2 separate regions of the Homo sapiens genome follow, and region 2 is linked to region 1. A link is a loop called in an ENCODE intact Hi-C map of the cell type or tissue named here. Cell type or tissue: Caco-2. All regions are shown on one strand. Each heading gives the region's core, and the rest is flanking DNA. Links, peaks and the distances in the headings are about the cores only.

The links. Hi-C counts contacts between places; a loop is a spot of excess contacts. Peaks named below come from ENCODE experiments on the same cell type or tissue, not always from the same donor. Only the 100,000 strongest peaks of a DNase experiment are listed, where the experiment ranks them.
Region 2: a loop joins it to region 1, with 3 times the contacts of the local background. A loop is called at or near these places in 20 of 110 quality-filtered maps.

The regions. Positions count from the first base shown.
Region 1 is chr10:77,172,924-77,175,837 of GRCh38, forward strand. All of the region lies in intron 5 of KCNMA1 (potassium calcium-activated channel subfamily M alpha 1), which reads right to left. Among named protein-coding and RNA genes, the nearest start is that of KCNMA1-AS2, 34 kb to the left of the region's middle. In Caco-2, for the core only: a CTCF peak has its summit at 1,135 (motif pointing right); a DNase peak (open chromatin) is centred at 1,138.
Region 2 is chr10:77,484,606-77,487,519 of GRCh38, forward strand. All of the region lies in intron 1 of KCNMA1 (potassium calcium-activated channel subfamily M alpha 1), which reads right to left. Among named protein-coding and RNA genes, the nearest start is that of KCNMA1-AS3, 140 kb to the left of the region's middle. In Caco-2, for the core only: no CTCF peak of the experiment used is centred there; a DNase peak (open chromatin) is centred at 1,436.

The sequences.
Region 1 (2,914 bases), core at 97-2,596:
ACAAACAGCCTCCCAAGGGCTTCTTTCATAAGGGCACCAATACCATTCCTGAGGGCTCCACCCTCATGATCTAATCATCTCCCAGAGGCCCCATCTCCAACACGACGGCATTGGGATTTCATTTCAACACATACATTTGGGGCAGATACAAACATTCAGACCATAGCAGCCCATAACATCTAGCATGATACTATTTCAACATGGACTAATGGTAAAAACATGGATTGTTTTTATTTATTTGGCTACTTGTATAGAATGGGTCAAGAAGCTCAGAAGAGGGGACTGGTGAACATGGGGGAAAAAAGTAGTTTGGAGGCTGGTAAGTTATTAAAAATGTGTTAACTTGTAGCTTGAGAGACAGCATAGTATCATATCAAGTAACATGGACTTTGGAGGTAGATTGCCTGAGATCAAAGCTGAGCTCTACCATTTACTCACTAGGTGACTCTCAGCAATTTATTTAACCTTCTGAAGCCTCAGTTTCCCCATCTGTAATATGGGCCCCCAAATGACACCTATTTCATAGTACTGTTTGGAAGAGCACTTGAGACAATTATATACTGTATGTACATACACATACATACATATATATACACATATATGTAATATGTGTAATATGAACACATCTAACTTTATTCTAGTTATGGAAGCACTTTTCTTTTGGATTTCTCTTTCTCTCAAACCCCCCAACCCCCACTCTCCTAAGGACACCTGGCCCAAAAAGGGAAATCATACTTTTTCTTTTCTTTATTTCACTATTCTTATTCTAAAGAAACCCACAGACTACAGACAGCAGTTTACTTAGAAGGCTCTGGGCTTCAGGGAATCTAGATGTCCAAGTTGAAAGTCAGCTGCCTGGAACATGGAGTGGGTGACCTCTGGGGGCACTCAGGGGCCCTTCCTTCCAGGCTTCGGGCACTGTCACTGAGAAGCAACTCCCTTGGGGGAGGGGTGCTTTTGGTCATAGCGGTTGAGTCAAGTTATCAGATGTCAAATAGCTTATAGGAGTTCAAAGTGAGCCTATCTCCACCACTGCTAACCACGAACTGCCCATCTGAGCATGATGAAATTGGCCCCCTTCCCCTCTCCCCTTGCTACTTAATTGCTCACAAATCCAGCAAATTGCAGGACCAGCCTCTAGGGGGCACCAGAGACCTTTCCTTTCAGAGCCCAAAATGCCATTTCAGTAGCAGCAGAGTAGTGTGTCCTGGAGCTGGAGCATGGTCCAGTGTCTCTTGTGCTTTTTGGCCTACTGAGTCCTTAAGTATATTTAATTTAATTTGGGTAGGGTGGTAGAGGGTTCCTTTTAACAGTGTATTCATGATTTCTCTAGCATTTCTTCAGGAAAGTTATTTATTTCTTTTAGATATAGAATTTTTACCATTGGTCCATTCACTCAAAATCACTTCAAAAAACATTTGCTAAGCTTCCACTATGTGCAAGAGTGTCCTGGGCATACAAAAAGTAAAAAGCCATGGTGTGTGCTGTCACAGACTCATTCTAGAGCAGCGTGGTCCCACAGAACTGTCTATGATGATGGAATGTTCCACATCTGTGCTGTCCAGCTCCGCAGCCAATGAGCCACATGGGGCTCTTGAGTACCTGAAAAACAGCTGGTAGGATGGAGGAACTGAGCTTTTAAATAGGCAAATGTGGCTAGGAGCTACCATACTGGACAGCACAGTGTATTAGTTTGGTGCAAAAGTAATTGTGGTTTTGGCCATTTTTAAGTGGATTGGTAAGCCTGGCTATTTAAAGTGTGGTCCACAGAGCAGGAGAATCACTACACCTGAGAGCTGGTGGAAATGTAGATCTCTGACGTTAGCATAGGCTTCCTAAATCAGAAACTGCATTCTAACAAGATCTCCTGGTGCTTCTCATGCACAGTAAAGTTTAGAAAGTTAGGAGATGCATACAAGTGGTTCTCATCCTGACTGCACTTCAGACACAACTGAGAAACATTAAAAGAAGCTGAGCCTAGGTCACACCCTCCACCCAGAGATTCTTAGGTTAATGGTTTAAAGGCTTGGCCTGAACATGAAGAGTTTTAAAAGCACTCTGGGGGATTCTAATAAAAATTCGAGAACCATCCCAGCATAAGTCAGTACGGTGGCTCCAAAACTGGAGATCACCAGGAGTGCTTGTTAAAACACAGACTGCTGGCTCCAACTCGCGGTTTCTGATCCCTGGGTCTCGGTTGAGCTCTAAGAACCCTCATGTGTAACAAGTCCCCAGTAACGCTGATGCTGCTGATCCAGGAACCACACTTTGAGAACCACTGGTCTAATCATTTTAAAAGATGGGCTCCAGAATTGGACTAACCTGAGTCTTGGACCTGCCACTTACTTAGACCCTGAACCTCAGTTTCCCAAACTGTAAACTTGGGCTATGAATATTTACTCATCGAGTTATTGTGAATATTAACTCAGAGAATGACTGTGAGATGCTGGGCATAGTGCCTACTTTTAATAAGCAATCAATAACTGTTCCTTACTATCATGATCCTAAGAAGACTCACTCATTCATTCATTCAACAAGTATGAACTATGTGTCAGGCACTGTTCCAGGTACTAGGGACATAGCGAAAAACAAGGGGGCCACAGTCCCTGCCACATTGCTATCATGGAAGCTGCAGTCCTACCTGTCAGTACAAAGCAGGCTGCGTATGGTGCTCCTATAGCACGAATCCTAACAGCACAATACAAAGGTCAGAGAGGAATTCATTCCAATGGATGAGAATGGGAAAGCTGCACACAGGAGCTGGAGTCAGAGCTGTGCCTTAATGGGGAGAAGGATTACAACCTGCAGAGTCAGGGCAGGAACTTACTCATGACCAGGCACAGGGCAGAGACAGCAAGAAGATGCAGCTAGCAGCCTAGTGGAGCTGGGGCAGGAAGTACAGGGAAAGGGGAGG
Region 2 (2,914 bases), core at 102-2,601, 310 kb after region 1:
GAGCAGAACCAGGATTCAAACTGTGTGCCCCTGCCTGTGTATCTCCATGGTTCTCAATCTTGCCTATCATCAGCATCACCTGGACAAATGGTCCAAACAAGACATGCTGGGCCCCACCCAAAGAGTCGCTAAGTCAGTGGGGCTGAAAGCAAGCCTAAGAATCTGCATCGCCAACAACTTCCCAAGTGAGGCTCTTACTGCTGATATGAAAACTCCACTTTGAGAACCTCTGCTCTGTCTAGCCTGCCTCTTGTCACCCACAAGCTAATGTGAGCATCCTGTTAGACAAGTAATGGAACAAGATGTGCAAAATGTGGCTGCAGGAAGTTCACTTCCTGATGCACAAAATCGCTCCAAGAAATCACACACCATCCAGAAACACTTAAGCATCATCTGCATTAAACATCAACTAAGGGATGTTCTAAGCCAATTTACTCTAAGACTCACTCTCTCCTTCTTCTGAACCTCCTCTGCTGAAAGTGACCATCTTCCAGCCAGCCCACCTCATGATCATTAAAATACAGCTGTGGAGACATAGGGAGCACTTCTGAATGAGCAACCCCCATCAGTGTCCACTCCCACGTGTGTATTTGTATGCCCATCATGCACCATATGGTGCTCATATTACATACGCAATAAAGTGCACACAGATGTAATCATTTTAAAGAGTGATAAACGTAAATAGAAATAGATGTCTTAACATTTTCTTCCCCTATTCCAAAGGATAGTTTTGTGCATCCCACTTTGGAGGCTGCTGGTCTAGAATTCACTGTTCCCGTTTCTAATTTCTGATCATTAGAATTTGGCAACCACCCCCTGCCCCTGCAGGCTGACCGAGCGTGTCTGAAGAGTTGCTGTGCTCTGTGGTTCGAGGAAAAGCCGTTTCCTTTCTGTTAGCAAGCCCCTAGAGAACACAGGCTGACCCTCCAAGACTTGCCCAGCACAAGCTCTGTAAGTAAGGATGGCTCAGCCAAAGCTTCTTGACTGTGGGGGTCTTTTCTCCAAAAGAGAATAAGAAGCATCTCAGAGCCCATAGAGAAGACAGTGGCTGTCTCTAAAAGCTTTTGACCTAACAAGCAAGAGCAGGAGACTGAGCCCTCACTTCTAAAGCAGCAGGAGGAGAGGGAACTGGATCAGGGTCAGAGAGCAGGCCTTGGGATCAGCCTCCACCAATAACCATGGGTGAGACTGGGACCACACTGTGTCCCCCAAGGACCAATGTCCTTGCTTGTCAAATGAGATATAGGGTGACCAACCAGTATTGTGGGGCCTCCCAGAATGCCAGAGTTTAGTGCCAAAACTGAAACACACTAGAATGTTTGGTCACCCTAGCTGTGGACCAGGTACCGGGCTCTGGGCAACTATAAGTGTTTATCAGCCCTACCCTGACCTCTGCTGTAAGGTATCCTAGGAGAGCCTGAGGGAGCTGGAGGCCATTCCCTGCTCACTAGGGTGTTGCAATCCTAACAAGATAGAGATAATGATAAGCCATGCCAAGTCAAATGTCAATACCAGGTCAAAACAGAAGCTGGAAAGAGGACATAATGTAGGCTGCCGTGGCCAGGACAGACCTTCAGGAGGAGGGCAGGGTGCAGGAGGAGGCAGATTAAGCACACACTGAAGTATTCTTTCCTCAACCTCACCTCATCTCCTCCCTCCCCTTCCCCACCACCAAGTAGAGCAGGACCGCAGAGAATGAACTTAGGCTCTGGAGTCTTCCTGTTTGATTCCAAATCTGGTGCTACACTTTTCCTTTTGGAGTGATCTCGGGACCATTACTCAAACTGCATAGCTGAGGTATTGTTTTCTTTAAAATGGAGCCAATTATACCCCACTTTCCAGGGTTGTTCTAAAGATTCAATGAAGTAATGCACACAGAACACTTTGAAATTGTGGCTGAGAGCACAAGCTCTATAAATATTGGCTGTTCTTAACCTCTCTTGACCCTTTTCAATCTGTTCGTGAATCTAAGGTATTTTCAAAGAACAGTGAGCTCTCCATGAGAATGAGCTATCCTGAATATTTCTGTTATTAATGATGGGTACAGCCGGCTTAGTTCTGCTTCTATCTGTCACTCCTGAAGCCAGGGAGGATGAGAGGGTGTGTGGAGAGAAAGTCACAGGGAAGCCAGCCCTGGCCCCGGGCAAAGCCCAAGGGTTTCTCCTGGCCCTGTGCATAATAAGAAGCAGCTTCCTCTGTCTCCATTTCCAGCTCCTAGCCCCAAGCAGGCAAGTCATGGAGGGGTTTCCCTTCCTCCCTAGTCCCCCAGGTTCTGAAGAAAGAAAGGTTCAGAGGCCTTCTCCCTCTGCAGAAAGGGTATGTCACCTCAGGCCATGACAAGTCCCCAGCTAAGCATCCGCTCAGGACCACTTAAAGCTCTTGAAAATGAGCTGTCTTAGCTCATGGCAGGTTTCAAGAATCCCTGCAGGATGAAATACCAGCAGTGTTCCCCATAAACTCAGTCAGCGATGTTGATGGTAGGAACCAGGAAAGGTACCGTCCTGCCTAACTTTCTCTCCATCCAGCTCAGCCCTAGAACTCAACACATATAGTAGAATCTAGATGAGTAAACCCCCACACAGACTTGGCCCTGAAATTCCACCATTAGGCATTCACTTCTTTGATATGAACTTCTTTTCTGTAGGTAATACATTTTTTTTTGGTTGCCTGGTATGTCAACTGGAACACACTTAAATGAAGAAGACCAAGATTCACCTCAGCCTCTCCCCTTAGAAATCTCGCAAGTCAACTGGGGAAAACAAGCCACACAGAAGTGTAATACACAAAAAGAAGTGTATACTTCTTCAAAAAGTATATACTTTTGGTGCAATACACAGAAAGAGAGAGAAGTGCAATACAAAAGAGAGAGAGAGACACTATCACACTTGCCCTCAAAGGGATACCCCCAACAACA